Regions from separate parts of the Mus musculus genome. Here region 2 is linked to region 1. A link is a loop called in an ENCODE intact Hi-C map of the cell type or tissue named here. Cell type or tissue: gastrocnemius. All regions are shown on one strand. Each heading gives the region's core, and the rest is flanking DNA. Links, peaks and the distances in the headings are about the cores only.

Evidence for each region. Peaks named below come from ENCODE experiments on the same cell type or tissue, not always from the same donor. Only the 100,000 strongest peaks of a DNase experiment are listed, where the experiment ranks them.
Region 2: a loop joins it to region 1, with 7 times the contacts of the local background. A loop is called at or near these places in 3 of 42 quality-filtered maps.

What each region holds. Positions count from the first base shown.
Region 1 is chr16:30,393,759-30,402,091 of GRCm38, forward strand. No RefSeq gene overlaps it. Among named protein-coding and RNA genes, the nearest start is that of Atp13a3, 9.4 kb to the left of the region's middle. In gastrocnemius, for the core only: no CTCF peak of the experiment used is centred there; a DNase peak (open chromatin) is centred at 3,426; H3K4me3 peaks cover 828 bases; H3K27ac peaks cover 1,527 bases.
Region 2 is chr16:30,469,715-30,478,047 of GRCm38, forward strand. No RefSeq gene overlaps it. Among named protein-coding and RNA genes, the nearest start is that of Gm52252, 46 kb to the right of the region's middle. In gastrocnemius, for the core only: no CTCF peak of the experiment used is centred there; no DNase peak of the experiment used is centred there; H3K4me3 peaks cover 209 bases; H3K27ac peaks cover 975 bases.

The DNA of each region.
Region 1 (8,333 bases), core at 198-8,197:
CAAGAGTCCACCCAGCTAGCTTATTGTCTGTGCTTACAAAGGCAGGCAGATCTCTGAATTCATTTGCAGTGTTAAAAAAAAAATGTACTTGCTGTCTTTTTTTTTTTTTAAAGATTTATTTATACATAAGTACACTGTAGCTGTCCCAGAAGAGAACATCAGACCCCATCATGGGTGGTTGTGAGCCACCCTGTGGATGCTGGGAGTTGAACTCAGGACCTTTGGAAGAGCAGTCTGTGCTCTTATCTTCTGAGCCATCTCAGCTGCCTTCTCACTTGCTATCTTTTAAGAATCCTGTGCTAAGGTCATAAAATGCTGATTCATGGGATAGTCAAATGGAACCTGGGGTAATGATTGAATTGATATACAAATAAAAAAACTAGGGTTTGGTTTGAAAGGCTGGGCTATTTACATAGCTATCTCAAGAGCTATGTAAATATCTGGAAGACAGAGCTGTCAGCTTGTACTCAATTGACTTTATTCTCCCAAATACCCCTTCCTTAGGATCCCCTTTCTAGGCTGAGGCTGGTTCCTGACAATTGGTTGGTTAGTTGTTTTCTTTGGCTTTTTGGTTTTGGTTTTTGAGACAGGATCTTTCTACATAATCTTTTCTGCCCTGAAACTCACTATGTAGACCAGTCTAGCCTAGAATTAAGAGATCAGCCTGGTTTTGACCTTTCTCATGGAGTGCTTAGACTAAGTATGTGTGTTACCTCAGAAGGCATGTCTCTTAATATATTTTTTCCCCAAAGAGGAGGTGTCTTCTGTTTCCCAGTCTGGCCTTGAATTTGTTATGTAGACAAACGACCTTGAATTTCTGATCCTCCTGACTCCACTCACTGAACTCTGCTTTCTATAGTACTAGAGACAGAACCCAGGGGTTCATGACGGCTACACACACATTTGAGCAACGGAGCTGCATCCCAAGCCCATTTTTCCTTGTTTTGAGCAGGGTTTCATGAATCCCAGGCTCTCTTTAAACTTGTTATGCAGGTAAAGATAACCGTGACTTACTTCTACCTCCCAAGGGCTAGAATTAGAAGTGTGTGCAATCAGGCTGGCTAATGTCCTGCACTTCCCTTACCCACTTCTGTCAGGGGACACCTCTATATTCTATATCTCACTATTGTGAACCTCATTACCTGGAACATGAGAATACAGGCATCCCAGTTGTTGGGTGATTTCGTTTCCCTTTGGATGTCATTCTTTGTATCTCCTATTCTTCCGCTACCCACTGACAACCTAATAACACGTCTACTACAATTCTGTCACCTCTCTCTGTATCCATCAGCACTGGAACAATCGCAGTCACCTCCATCGCTCACCCAGAGCTATTGCAGCTACCTCCAACTGGCTTCTGCACTGTTAGCCTCTAACACTTGCATTCATTCTCACATCCTGACCAGAATGTCACTGAGCATTGGAGCATAGCTACTGATGACAATTTTCAATGGCTGCCCATTTTGCTAGGAATAAAATGTTAACCTTGCCAGCCTTTGAGACCCAAGTCTTTCCCCTTTTGCTCCACAACTCTCACCCCGGGTCCCCTGTCTGCCTTCCTCATCCCTGTCACATGGTCCTCTCTCAGTTCCTCATGCACACCAAGCTCTTTCCTGCCTCGGAGGCTTTGCACAAATGCCTCCCCTTCCCTTTTCTCCTCCTCTGCCTTAAACACTCATACATCAGATGTTGAGAAGGTGGCCAGCCATCCCTTCTTTTCCTTCATTTTCTTACCATCTCCTTTGCCCCTGTTGCAATCATAGTCACAGTTTTACTTGCAGGTGTGTTTATTTAAATCTCTCCTTCATGTTAAGCTATGACTTTTTGAGAAGATCGGGACCGTAGATTGGGTGTGTAGCTCAATGGCAAGGCACTGCTGAGCAACCGCAAGGCCCTGGGTTCAATCCCCAGCACTAACAGGAAAGAAAAAAAGACAGGCCCACGTGTGGTTACATTTGCAGTTCCAGCATCTTTCTAGAAGAGGCATTGAAATTGAAGATGAGGGGCTAGTGAGCTGGCTCAGCAGGAAAAGCAACTTGATATACACCTGGCAATGCAAACTTCAATCCTAGGAATTCACACAGAAGGTGGAGGAAAAGAACCAACTCCACATACCAGCCCTCTGGCCTCCAGTGTGCCCCGCCCCTAACTCACATATATAACTACATTAATAAAAAATGCTTTTGAAGTCGGGCGTGGTGGTGCATGCCTTTAATCCCAGCACTCGGGAGGCAGAGGCAGGCAGATTTCTGAGTTCCAGGCCAAAAAAAAAAAAAAAAAAGAGTTGGGTCAGTGAAATGGCATTCTTTGTTTAGTATGTTTGTTTGTTTTTTGAGACAGGGTTTCTCTGTATAGCCCTGGCTGTCCTGGAACTCACTTTGGTTTTTTTGTTGTTGTTGTTGTTTTGATTGATTGATTGATTGATTGATTGATTGATTATATGTAAGTACCCTGTAGCTGCCTTCAGACACTCCAGAAGAGGGTGCCAGATCTCATTACAGATGGTTGTGAGCCATCATGTGGTTGCTGGGAATTGAACTCAGAACCTTCGGAAGAGCAGACAATGCTCTTAACCGCTGAGCCATCTCTCCAGCCCCCTGGAGCTCACTTTGTAGACCAGGCTGGCCTCGAACTCAGAAATCCGCCTGCCTCCCAAGTGCTGGGATTAAAGGCGTGCGCCACCACGCCCCGCTTGAAATGGCATTCTTAATAGCATAAGGTAGTATCATTGATGACAAATAATCCCCAAAAGTCTGCGTTTTAAGGCCTTGAGCAGATGTCTATCTATCTTCTCAAAAGTGTCTTTCTCATTCTTAATAAACTGTCTCTCCAGAGAGAGAGAGACAGACAGACGGACACACACACAGAGAGACAGAGAGACAAAGAAACATTTATGTTTCCTACTTGGAATCCCAGGATCTTCTGGTTGAAATGAACTCAGCCAGGCCTGCTGACAGACATCTATAATTTCAGTCACTTGGGAGAATGAAGCAGACAATGGTATAAATTCAAGGAATGCCTGGGCTCCAAAGGAACCTGAAGGCCAAGCTGGATAATTTAGCAAGACTCTGTGTGTCACACACATCCATAGTCCCAGCAGTTAGGTGGCAGAGATAGGAGAATCAGAAACTTTGGGGGTGCATTGTTGGGGGAACATAGCTATTCTGCTTATCTTGTATGAGCCTCTAGGTTCAACCTTGAAGTGGGGGAAGGGAAAGGAAAGGAAGGAGAAATCCAAAGCCAGTTTGTGTCCTCTTGGGAATACTGAAGTGGGTCTCTGAAGCCAGTGCAGCACATCTTCCAAGACCTTCCTTCTGCTGCCCTGCCAAGGCAACTCCCCTGCCCATAGAGGAGCCATTTGTACAACAGGGCCAAAGCCAGCTCTTCCATGGGGCTGAAACATTAGGCTGGCATCTCAACACCTGCCATCCTGTACCCACGGCTGCTTCTCCAAGTGCCCGTGTCACATTCCAAACGAAGCAGCTCCTCAGAGCCGGCCATTCACTAGCTTTGAGTCGTTAAAAACTTCCCGTGACCTTTGTAGCTACTTCCTATGAGCCTCTGAGGGACTGCCAGTCACCCGTGGCCTATTTTTCAGAGCTGGCAGTTCTTGGCTTCTAGAGCAAACATGGGACAAGCCCGGCCTCCAGGGTAATCTTCTGGGTTTCCTTTAAGCTGCTAGTTCCAAAAGGTGACTGCTCATTGGAAGGAGAGGCAGACAGATGGGAGCCCAAAGGCCACATTCAGGTAGATAGATTCTCCGAGCTGTAACCCACAAGTCAGAATCTTCAGATCTAGATAGCCTGAGGCTGTTATCTTCTGTTTGCTTAAGGCAGTTGCTTCCTTGTGGGTTAGAGGGACGGTATTTGCTCTAAGTTAATTTCCCCCACCCCTCAAAGCAAAGCGGCTTCCACAGATCTGGTAAATTAAGGCAATAGTGATTGCCAGCAGTAGTGTAGGAGTTCTGCTGCCAAAGAATTTCTTTCTTACACATTTCAAAAGCGAGCCTGTCCAAGACACGCCTCCAGCTCGGCTTTACCTGTAATCTAATCCTGGGGAGGAAGCAGGATCCAAATAGCTCAAGGTTCTGCAAAGTCCACAACAGCTGTCACCACCGAAGGAAAGGGAGCCAGGCTCTAAGCTGGAGAAGAGCTTAAGCACTGCTAGCTTCATGCCACAGGGTGTTAGCCACTGCAGTCCTTAGAGTGACTTAAATAGTTCATATTAGCAGTCAGGCAAACTGAAGTGAAATCTCTTGGACCTAAACCACAAGTTCATTTTTCACACTGGAACTTGGTCAGAAGGCCAAGGAGTAGTTGCCAAGAAAGAAAAAAAGAAAGAAAGAAAGAAAGAAAGAAAGAAAGAAAGAAAGAAAGAAAGAAAGGAGGGAGGGAGGGAGGGAAGGAGAGAGGGAGGGAGGGGAGGGGAGGGGAGGGAAGGGAAGGGAAGGGAAGGGAAGGGAAGGGAAGGGAAGGGAAGGGAAGAAAAAAAATAACAGCTAGGCCAGTGCTTGGAGAGAGAGCCAGGCAGATCTCTGAGTTCTAGACCAGCCTGGTCTACATAGTGAGTTCCAGGGTAATGACTCTGTCTCAAAACAAACAAAATAAAATAAGATAAAACAAAAAGCAAACAAAAATAGGGTCACCCTATTTAGTTCATGCTAGGCTGCAGTTTAAGAATCTTCTGCCTCAGCCTCCCTAGTGATGAGGAGGACATGAGGGGACATCATGCTTTAAAGTTTCCATGTATCTATCCATCCATTCACTTATTTAGAAGCAGGGTCTCCTCTAGCTCAGTCTGACCTCAAACTCACCGTGTAGCTGAGGCTGGCACTGAACTCCTGATCCTCCTGTCTCTGCCTTTTAGCCACTGTGATCACCAGCCTTGAACCACCAAGATCTTTTTGTCTCAATGTGTTGCTCAGGCTAGCCTTGAACTCAAGATGGTCCTTCTGCCTTAGCCTCCTGAGTGCTGAGGTAATATGTATATGCCACCGTGCTCAGTAAATGTATAAGCAATTTTATTTCCAAGTGCTAGGTTGAACCTAGGACATCCAGACTAGTGCTCTACCCACTAAGCCAGAGCCCAAGCCCTAAGCTTATTTAAAGGTAAATTTGAATACAATTATGACCTTAGTTTGCTTTTTTTTTTTAGATTTATTTTATGTGTATGTGTTTAAGCCTGAGTGTATATAATATGCAACACACATGTGCAGGTGTTCATGGAGACCAGAAGAAGGTGTCAGATCCTCTGGAACTGGAATTATAGACAGAACTGGTAGAATAGACAGTTGGATATGCCATGCAGAACCGGACATAGGTCCTGTGCAAGAACTGAAAATGCTCTGAACCTCTGAGCCATCTCTCCATCTCTCCAAGCTAAGGGCCCCCTTAGCTTGTTTTTAAATACAGGTGCTCCTTAGTTTATGATGCAGTGTGTAATGATAAATCTGTTGTAAACTTGAACTATCTTGAAAATGCTTTCATGTGCCAGGTGCAACTGACTATCTTAGCTGAGCTGCATGCTTAATAGATTGTTGCCCTTGGCCCTTACACACATATCATGTGGACACACAATAAAAATTTTAAAAATGTAAGAGAAAATCATATTTATCTCTTTACTCCTTTCCACTGCCCACTGCATAATAACAACACTTTGTGTAGAGTAGTCAAAGGTCAGAAAATATGACTCTTGAAACAACCTTAAGGAAGTTAGGCACTTTATCCATTCAGTCCTTTATGCCAGCAGGCAGGACAGTAAGCAGCAGGGAGTAGCCACTCAGAAGATGGCAAAGGAACTGGAGAGACAGCGGCACACATAAGAGCCTTTACTGTTCTATCAAAGGACCAGAGTTCCATCCTAGCACTACATCAGGTGACTCACGAACACCCGTATCGTCGGCCTCAAAGGAGCCAGCTCACACTTCTGGACTGGAGTAGAACCCAGCTGAGAGAGCAGGCAAAGGTAATATACTGAATCAAGGGCTTATACCATCCAGCAGAAACAGCTGGAGAGTCTCAACTGAAACCGTCATGGTGGCGTTCCCAACGCAGAGTTCTGGGTAGAACGACCTTTTTCCTTTATGAAGGAATTCCCAGCTTCTATTTCCCAATGCAAGCATTTGTAAGCCATAGGATAAACATCGGTAACCTCTGTTGGAAATGGTTACCTTCAAGCTGCTAGCAAGGAGGCTGGGCTTTTTAACATCCTTGGTTGTTTGCCTTTCCCCCTTCCTCCCTGCTATAGGGTGAGAGGGCCAGCCCACTCCAGGACAGGCAGTCTTAGAAGACACTTGAAAGAAACATACTGGAATCTGGGACGCAATTGTCTTCCTCCCTCCCAAAGTTTCCTCAGGAAATGGAAACCGTGAGTGACAGTTTACTAATAAAGTTTATATTACATTTGTTAGGACTCGGGATGTCTGTATGTCTAGAAGTGAGCTCAAGATGGACTATAGGATTCTGGATGCTACATAAAGTCAGCATTCCTCAGGGAATCAGCTCCCATCTGCCCAAAGGAGTCCTTTCCCTTGTCTCTGTCTGAAGGGACATATGACTACCCATGGTGCCTATCAACACATCAAAGCTCATGCTGGACACCAGGCTCCTTCCATAACACAAGTACCTGTTACACATTTCAAAGTCCACACTGGCATCTGGCCCTTCCCTCCCCCAGCTACTTGGCCTCCTTGTAAACCACGGGATTTGTAAACCTCTTCCTCCTATCTGTCTGTCTCTGTCTGTCTGTTCAATTCTCTATGTCTTGCTATGAATGCTATCTCCACTATTCTCGCCCACTCGCCCACTCTCCCACTTCCTTAGCCCTGGCCATGTCTAGTTTGTTTTTCTTTCTCTCTGCTCTGGAACCTTGGCTCCTCACCTAGGACATTCATGTATCAAATGTCTGTAGAGGAGGGACCAGACAGTTCAGCCAGTAAAGTGCTTGCTTCTCAAGAACAAAGACTGGAGGTTCAACCCCCAGAAACCATAGAAAAAGACAGGTGTGGTTGTGTTGCCTTTGTAATCCTGGCTCTGGGAAGACAGAGACAGGTGGTTCCTTAGAATACCCTAGCTGGGTAACCTAACCTAACTGCTAAGTTCCTGGTCAATGATGGGTCTTGTCTCAAAGGTGAATGGCACATGAGGAATGGCACTCAAGGCTGTCCTTTGGGCTCTATACTCACACTTGCATGTACACAGATACACACATACACACGCAGCTTTGGTTTGGTTGCTGTTGTTCTTTCTATGTAACAAGCCAGGTTTCTCTATATAGCCCTGGCTGTCCTGGAACTCACTTTGTAGACCAGGCTGGCCTCAAACTCAGAAATCCACCTGCCTCTGCCTCCTGAGTGCTGGGATTAAAGGAATGAGCCACCACCACCCGGCTTCTCCCAGATCTTTATCATGAGCTTCTTTATTTTGAATCAGTTAATCATAGAAAGTATCTTCATGGAAGATGCCACTTGGACTTTATAATAGTTTAGATGCAGTCATGTCTGAAGCTTTGCTGTGCAAACGGGATTGAGTTAAGTATCACCAGGAAACTTGTTTTGTTTTTTTCTAATTTGTACTGTGCTTAAATATACCTAAAATAAAACTACGCGGGGTCAGACTCTTAAAGTTTGAACCAACACCAGCCACTGATTCCTGTGGAACTGAATTTCCTTCCTGTCTCCAGTGTATGACACTCTGCTGGCTTTCCATCACAGAGAACAGCTTCCATCTCCCCGCAAGCCCCTATCCTTTCCCCACCCCTGCATATTCCCAGTATGTATGTTTATACACTTCATATGTACCTGAAGCCTGTGAAAGACAAAAGAGAATTCAGGATCACCTGAAGATAAAGTTACAAGTGGGTCCTGGGAATGGGAGCTGGGTCCTCTGCCAGAGCAAGTGGCCCTAACCACTGAGCCACCTCTCCAATCCCGATGATTTTTTAATCTTAAAAAAAGATTATTGAGTCAGGTGGTGTGGTGCACGCCTTTAATCTCAGCACTTGGGAGGCAGAGGCAGGTGGATTTCTAAGTTGGAGGCCAGCCTGGTCTACAAAGTGAGTTCCAGGACAGCCAGGGCTATACAAAGAAACCCTGTCTCGAAAGAAAGAAAGAAAGAAAGAAAGAAAGAAAGAAAGAAAGAAAGAAAGAAAGAAAGAAAGAAAGAAAGAAAGAAAGAAAGAAAGAAAGGATTATTGGAACTGGGTGCTGGTGGGATTAATAAGCCTCATCAATGTAGATTCTTTTCTTTGGCTGTCCTGAAACTAGATCTGTAGACCTGGCTGGCCTTGAACTCAGAGATTGGCCTGCTTCTGCCTCCTGTGTGCTGGGATTAAAA
Region 2 (8,333 bases), core at 319-8,318, 76 kb after region 1:
TTTTAGAGGCTTTATTCTATCTAGTTTTCTATAATTTACAATCATAATCCATGATTTTCCCTGATTTCTTATTCTGAGACACTACTGTGGGGCTGTAATATGTCCTTCCACCCACAGTGGGTTCAGTGATGCCATCTCAAGCCCTCTGCTTAGCTTGAGAAAAGGGATCTGTCTGGATCATTCAGAAGTGAATGTCGTAAAATTTTATGTTGAGCTAGAGTTCTTCACAAGAAAATTAACAGAGATGCTGCTTTTCCTTTAGCTATACCTGGCTGCTGAGGGCGCCTTGGCCTAGTTTAACAGTTTTTATTCCCAGGAGCACAAGCCTTTAATTCCAGCTCTCAGGAGGCAGAGGCAGGTGGGATCTCTGTGAGTATGAGGTTAGCCTGGTCTACATAATGATAGCGTGGCTCAGTGGTAAGACAGGATTCCTATGAAATTACAGAAGACCTTGCTCAGAATTAACTGAAAGGAATGTCTGTAGAGACAGCCTGTCTCCCAAGGGAGTCTGTCTCGCCTTGGGCAATTTCAGGAAGTAGAGACTGAAGGAGAGAAACTTGGGCTCTGGCTGCCACAATATCCTCATTCTTAGGCTCCTCACCCTGCTCTAGAAAGGGTCACATTAATCAATCAAAAAGGCCTCACACTCTTGCATCTAGGCCAATCTGATGGAGGCATTTCGCAGCTGAGGCGTCCTCTTCCCAGATGACTCTGGCTTGTGTTAAGTTGACTAATACTAGCCACCAAAGGTGGTTTATCAGATTACCCTGAGTTTATAAGTACTTTTAGAGTCCAGTTTAAGAATGGAAAAAGACGGGCTGGTGAGATGGCTCAGTGGGTTAGAGCACCCGACTGCTCTTCCGAAGGTCCAGAGTTCAAATCCCAGCAACCACATGGTGGCTCACAACCATCCGTAACGAGATCTGACTCCCTCTTCTGGTGTGTCTGAAGACAGCTACAATGTACTTACATATAATAAATAAATAAATCTTTAAAAAAAAAAAAAAAAAAAAAAAGAATGGAAAAAGACAACACTTTGGTGGGTGTGTGAACGGCACCATCTGTCTGTTAACAACCACATGGCAGGGGCTGGAGAGATGGGTCAGTGGTTAAGAGCACTGACTGTTCTTCCAAAGGTCCTGAGTTCAATTCCCAGTAATCACATGGTGGCTCACAACCATCCGTTATGAGATCTGGCGCCCTCTTCTGGAGTGTCTGAAGACAGCTACAGTGTACTTACATATAATAAATAAATACATCTTTAAAAAAAAACCACATGGCACAGACTGATAAATGACTTATTCCTAGGAGTAGAAAGGGTGTCACCTATAAACCTATTGTGGTCTGAAGTGGACATTTCTGGTTTCTTTGGAGACTCAGTTGTGCCATGTGATGTTTTTTCTGGAAACTGTCTTATAAGAGGATGCTTTTACTGAAGCAGAGACATAGAAGGATGCTTTGCTGAGAATAGACATGTGGTGTTTTTTTCTGGAAGCAGCCTAGACAAAGGGTATGTGATGTTTTGCTAGAGCAGATGCTTGAGAAAAACAGGTGATATTTGGAAAGGGTATAAATATAACCCAATAGTCAGTGGATGACATTGTGTGGTATTGGTTCGCCTTACCATTCTTTGATGGTCATCAGCTGCTGTGACTTCATGGACAGAAATGCGCCAAAAAACTTCTGGTGGTGTTCTGGCAGCTTCTTGCTTCTTCCTTCCTCAGACTTGGGTGAATCAGCAGAACCTCAAGGTTTCTTCTAAATCAAACTACGGTTGCTGATTCATAAATGGTGTTTGCAAGTGGATCGAGCTGCCACTGCTGATTAGTGTGAACTGAACTGCTGATATCCTGACAATGCAGATTGGATTCGCTCCAAAGAACCATTTCTAAACAGGTCCACATCCTCCTTTGCTCTATTACCTGTTCCTTTCCGCTATCTATGGTGGGTGGTGGGCTAGAAGGGAGGGTAAAACATTTAAGAACCCTTATTAAAAATAGGTTTTGAACAATCTAAGCCTACAGTGCTAAATCAGGAGCATGGGATCACATGGACCTACTAAAATCACATCAGGAAAAATAGGCCTGCAAACTTATCAGACCCACCAAGTCCATATAGAAGTCTTTGCACTTTAACACTGCATAGAAAATAGCTGCACTAAGCCACCTGTCCTCTAACCACCCAGTGTGTGTGACAGGGAACTCATAGAAAAAGAGCTCCTACCTACCTGGGGGCCTAGCTCAGCTCAGTGTCCACTGCCGAGCTGGCTAACTTAAATTGCCTTTTGCCCACTTCCCTGTTTGTACTTCCTAACCTGCTGCTGTTCATCTGCCCAGGCCTGGTTCTGCCCTTTATTTCTAAAGCCTCCAAGGCACCTCCCTCCAGCAGCTTGAGTATATCCTACAGTTTAACTCTATGAGGGCAGCAACTACAGCCTCCAGCTGACCTATCTTATCTCTAGAAACTCGGTATTAAACCTCTATCAGCTTCCCTGACTCAAAAACCTCCTGAACTCTGCTACAGTTTCTAAACTTTTTACAGCACTCTCTCTCTCTCTCTCTCTCTCTCTCTCTCTCTCTCTCTCTCTCATACACACACACATTCTCACATTCACACAGGCACACATTTAACGTGCGATCTAAGAATTATTGTTAGCAATTAAGATCAAGATAAGAGAACTTGTGTTTTCCTTGGCAAACGGCTCCCAAGGAACGCAAGACCACTTGGCAAACGGCTGCAGGATGAAACCACAGTACCTTGTGAATTTATTATCATTCAATATGCTGACATTGTGGGAAGGTGCAGGTGTGTTTGTTTATGATTCTGACAACATGATCTTGCAGTCTTGAAGCCAGAGAAAGCCCTGGAAAGGCATCAAACCAAGGCTGGTCTCCTTGGCCTTCACAGAAAGGAAGAAGTCTCTGCTGGGGCGGGGTGGAGGGTGGGGAGGAGGGGAGCTGCAGACTTGGCACAGCACTTACACTTCGGCAAACAGATGACAAGGACCACAGCACAGTGGATAAAATCCAGCATACAGGCTCCCTGAGGAACACGGAGCCGCTTGGGAGCCTCAGGGAGCCTCAGGGAGCCTCAGGGATCAATTTCCTCCAGTCTGAAGCAACAAAGCTCGAATTTTCCCATGCTTTTCACAATAAGAAGTAACCCTAAGTCGATCAGGATCTATTTCCACTTAACCCAACAGCCCCCCTATTCGTACCATCAAAGAAAATGTTGCCAATCAAGATATATTTAGCAATGATTGAGAGATAAGCCATTCTAATCATTTCTAAACAAAACCCCAAACAGTGTTCTGGGGTTTCCTTTGCACATCTAGCAACATTTGAAAAGGAGAATAGTTCATATTCTCTCATTGGCTAGGTTTCTATTCATTGGAGATCCCTGGAGGTCAGGCCTCAGGTTTCTTCCAATCTCGTTCTCCAAAGTATAAGCAGGAAAAAGCGAGGACAGAGTGTGGACAAGAGAAGAGAAATGACTAACAACCATGTATTCCAGCAGTTAACATTTGCTGTGAGGGATGCTCATATAGCAACAATATGTTTTTTATATAAAGATGTATTAAAAATCAAATGCGGGGAGCGGGGGCAGGGAGGAGATGGCTCAGCAGTTAAGAGTACTGACTGCTCTTCCAAAGATCCTGAGTTCAAATCCCAGCAACCACATGGTAGCTCACTACCATCTGTACAGCTACAGTGCACTCATATACATGCAAAATAAATAAATAAATCTTTTTTTAAAAATTCAAATGTTAAAATATCAATAACTCCTGTTTAAGAACTAAATGTGTTTGACTTTTCTTCTTTCCCTATTGCAAATCTACAATTTTCTAGGAATCTTACCAGAAACCTATTTACAGTACTGGTATGCAAGTGTATATGAGTGTGTGAGTGTATGCTCAGTGTGTGTGTGTCCGGGTGTGTGTAAGTGACTGCGTGAGTGTATGTGTGAATGTGTGTGAATGTGTATGAATGAGTGTGAGTATATATATATATGTGTGTGTGTGTGTGTGTGAGTGTATGCTCAGTGTGTGTGTGTGTGTAAGTGACTGTGTGTGAGTGTATGTGTGAATGTGTGTGAATGTGTATGAGTGAGTGTGAGTATATGTGTGTGTGTGTGTGTGTGTGTGTGTATGCATGCATAGATGGGTACACATAGAGAGGTCATAGGGCAACCTTAGGTGTCAGCCCCCACCCTCCATCTTACTTGAGGCAGGATCTCTTGTCCTTCACACTGTATCCGAATGGCTAGCTGACCATGCACCTCTGAGGTCTCTTCTGTTTCCCATTGTGTGGTAGGGTGTGTGCTGCTGACCTTACATGGGTGCTGGGGATCTGAACATTGATCACCACACTTCTGTAGCAAGCACTTTATCCACAGAGCCACCCCTCCAAGCCCCAGAAAGGCATGTCTCAACCTCTCCCAACCCCTGTGCTACCCTTATGACCCAAGAGGACACACACAAAGACACACAATCTCATAGCTTTTATTCTCACCTGATAATAACATAAGGGATATATATATATATATATATATACACACATATATATATATATATATATATATATATATATATATATATTTCAGAATGATGCTCTCAGAAGATATCCTTTAAAAGCACAAACCCCATCACCTTCTCAACCTCTCCCTTCCTTGACCATTTCTAGTTGGAAACATTCTGTAACAGAACAATGTTACTTGCCTTTTAGCATGAGCTAACCCAGTTGATTTCTTTTTTCTTTCTTTTCTTTTTAGTTAATGTTTAAGACAGGGTCTCATGTCTCACTCAATAGCCCAGGCTGACCTGGAACTTGATACTATAGACCAGGATGGTCTCCGACTCACAGGGAGTTGCCCCTGTCTCCAGTGGGCTGAGATTAAAGGTGTGTGCACTGCTCTTGCCCTCGTCTTTGCTTTAGAACAAGACTCTTCTGTTTCATCTAATAAGAGGTTTCGGAGCTCATCAAAGCCAAACAACTCTGTTGATTTCTTTCTGTCTGTCACTGCCCCTCTACAAGAGTAAACACTCAGGGTAAGCAGGGCCTTCAGTTTTACAACATTTATTTGTTGGTTGGTTGGTATGTTTGTTTATATGCATGTGAGTTCATGGCACAGTGATGGGGTGGCACTCAGAGGACAACTTCAGGAGTTGGTTTTTTCCTTTCCTCCATGTGGATCTTGGGGATTAATCTCAGGAGCCTTCGACTTCTGTGCCACTTTGCTGGCCTGGGTCTTTATTTTCTTGGCTGCAGATGCCTGGCAACCAGTGTACAGGCATTCAGTGCTTAAATAAGGAACGGGGGTGGAAGGTACCCGGGGCTCAGTCGGTGCAAATGTGTCCCTTTAACAGGAGAGTATCAAGTCCAGAGAGGGCACTTGTCTAAAGGAAGTCATTAAAAGATTAGTAGCCAGGGTGGCTCAAGTGCAGGGTGCCCCAATGTCCACCCAGCTCTGGTACAAGGTCCATGCTGATGAGAACATCTAACATCCAACCCTTAGCTTGTGTGTAGGCGTGTGTGATTCAACACTCAATTTTCTGAAATATACTCCTTTTTTGTTTGTTTGTTTTGTTTTTTTGGTTTTTGAGACAGGGTTTCTCTGTGTAGCCCTGGCTGTCCTGGAACTCACTTTGTAGACCAGGCTGGCCTCGAACTCAGAAATCCGCCTGTCTCGGCCTCTCAAGTGCTGGGATTAAAGGTGCCCACCGCCCAGCTGACATATACTCTTGTGTGTGTGTGTATTTGATACTGTTGTTATTTTAATTCTGATATTATACTATTAAGTTACCATAGTCTAAAAATAATATATTATACAACAGGTTTTTTTTAAAATAACGCTTATTTATTGTTTTTTGTTTCTTTATAAATCGCATGTAGCCTAGCTGGCCTTGAATTTACACATAGCCAAGGTTGGTTTTGAACTGCTAGATTATCCTGCTTCTCCTTCTCAAGTGATTGCAGGCCTGTGCCATCATGCTCAGTTTTCTCTTTTCCCCTTTAAAAAGCCTGGCCAAGGTGTGTTTGTTTAGGCACCTTTTAAAATGCCAGAGTAAAGCAATCTATTGAGAACAATTCTCTATGGAGCTCAAGTGTGCAGATACATAAGAGACTAGCTAAGGTCTGACTGCTGGGCCCTCGGCTCTCATGTATATTAATCTTGAAATCTCGTTTCGTTTCTGATCCAATCTGTCCACCACTTACAGTGCTGATTTTCATGCTGCACTGTGTCATATTCATTTTCTTGGTTTTCGTGTCTTGTTTTCCAGCCCAGCTCATGCTTGTAAATTGCTGCTTTGTGCCTCCAGTCAGAGCAGTGCATTCCAGGAGGAGGCAGGCAGAATGGCAAGGGTTTTCACAGAACTGACTCTGTTTTGACAGTGATGGTATCTGGCAGAGTGGGAACTGATTACAACCCAGTGCCATTGTGCAGAACAACTATTCATAGCTGCTGGGGGTGGGGGGGCGTACATGTGAGTCAAAGACCGAGGAGATGGTCAAACTGAGGTCCGAGAATGTGTGATTATGCAAGGATGGAGGTTTAAGGTCATGCTAGAAATCAAGTATTTAAAATATTGGCTGCGGCACAATAACGCTGTGGTCTAATTTTATCCCACACTTGCAACTCTTCCAGGACTGAGAGAGGCTAGAGTTACCACTCAGGACAAAAAGCAGGCCAGGCTCCAAATTCGTGTGTGCAAGATGCAGAGGACTTGATCTTTTCCCTTCAGTGTCACAGCTACAGAAGTCTAAGATAGCACCACCACTATTATTGCTGCATTTGACCTGGTTGGGGCTTTCACCGCGGAGGGGATTGTGTGCAACCAGGTCCAAGCCAGTCACATTCCCCCGTCACACAGAAAGGGGGTTGGGGGGTTGGGGGGTTGGGGGGGAGACATGGTGAGACAAGTCTCCTGTGCTACTTTCTCCAGTGCCCACCCCCCATCCATTCCCTTCTCTGCTCTGTGCTCCCCATGTGCTGTGCTCCTCCTCTGCTCTGTGCTCCTCCTCTGCTCTATGCTCTCCATGTGCTGTGCTCCTCCTCTGCTCTGTGCTCTCTATGTGCTGTGCTCCTCCTTTGCTCTATGCTCTCCATGTGCTGTGCTCCTCCTCTGCTCTGTGCCCTCTATGTGCTGTGCTCCTGCTCTGCTCTGTGCTCTCTATGTGCTGTGCTCTCTGTGTGTCCCATAGTAGCATCGCTGTGCTCCCTCTCCCCTGACTTCTTATTGGGCTCAGTTAAGGCCCTGACAAGAGATTGGGAGATGACACGTTTCTTCTCTCCTGTGCCTTCTGCCCATCTCCATGAACCCCTGTGTACTGAATGAATGTCTTTACATTCTGACTTCTGTAGGGAGACTCCAGCTCTCCCGACTCCCATCACATCTCCTCCTCCCTTCCCCCCAGGTTGGTTTCTTTGTAAGGAGCACAGCTTTGCAAACAATCTCTTCTGCTGGCTTTCGCCTCGTAGCTCTCAAACACTTGAGCAGCCATGTGTGATGGTTAATCTTCATTGTTAACTTGATTGGATTTAGAATTTAGGAGATTGAGTTACAACTCTGTGCCAGTGAGGGTGTTTTCAGCAAGGATTAAACTGACAGGGAAAGGCCCTCCTTGAAGGTGGGTAGCATCACCAGTCTTTCAGGGAAAAGGAAAAAATCCAGCAGAGCCACACATCCTATCTTCTCTTCTTACCTCACTGTAATGTGAACTACTCCATCCGTCTTCACCTTCCCTTCCAGACAGGGACTGACTCCTCTCACACTGTGGTCTAAAATAAACTCCTTCCTTCAAGTTGTAGCTGTTGTTTGAACAGGGTTAGCCTGGCCTCAAATTCACCATGTAGCCAAGGATGACCTCTGCCCTTCCTGTGTCTACCTTCCCCATGCTGGGTTACAAACACACAGCACTATTGTGAGTTCAAGTTGTCTTTCTCAGGGTCATAACAACAATAAACGTAACTAACACAGAAAATTGGCATGAGAGGTTGACACTCTGGAAGTGTCCAGGTTGGGATTAAACCTGACAATGTTCTTGGGCCTTGAGAAGTGGTTTGTGGGGAGAATTTGGAAGACTTTGGAGTTGTTGGTTAGAATATTCTAGATAGGATCCTATCAGCAGAACTCAGCGGTGGGATTCTGGTGGAACCTGGAAGTTGAGAACTGTGATAGAAACGGAAACAGTGTTGTCTCTGCTCACGAGCTTTCAGGTCCACTGGGAACTGGACTTGAGACCATTTGTGTCACCTTCTGGCAAATAACAGATCTACATTCGGCTCATATCCAGAAACTGTGAGAAGCCAAATTTAAAGGGGATGGATTAATT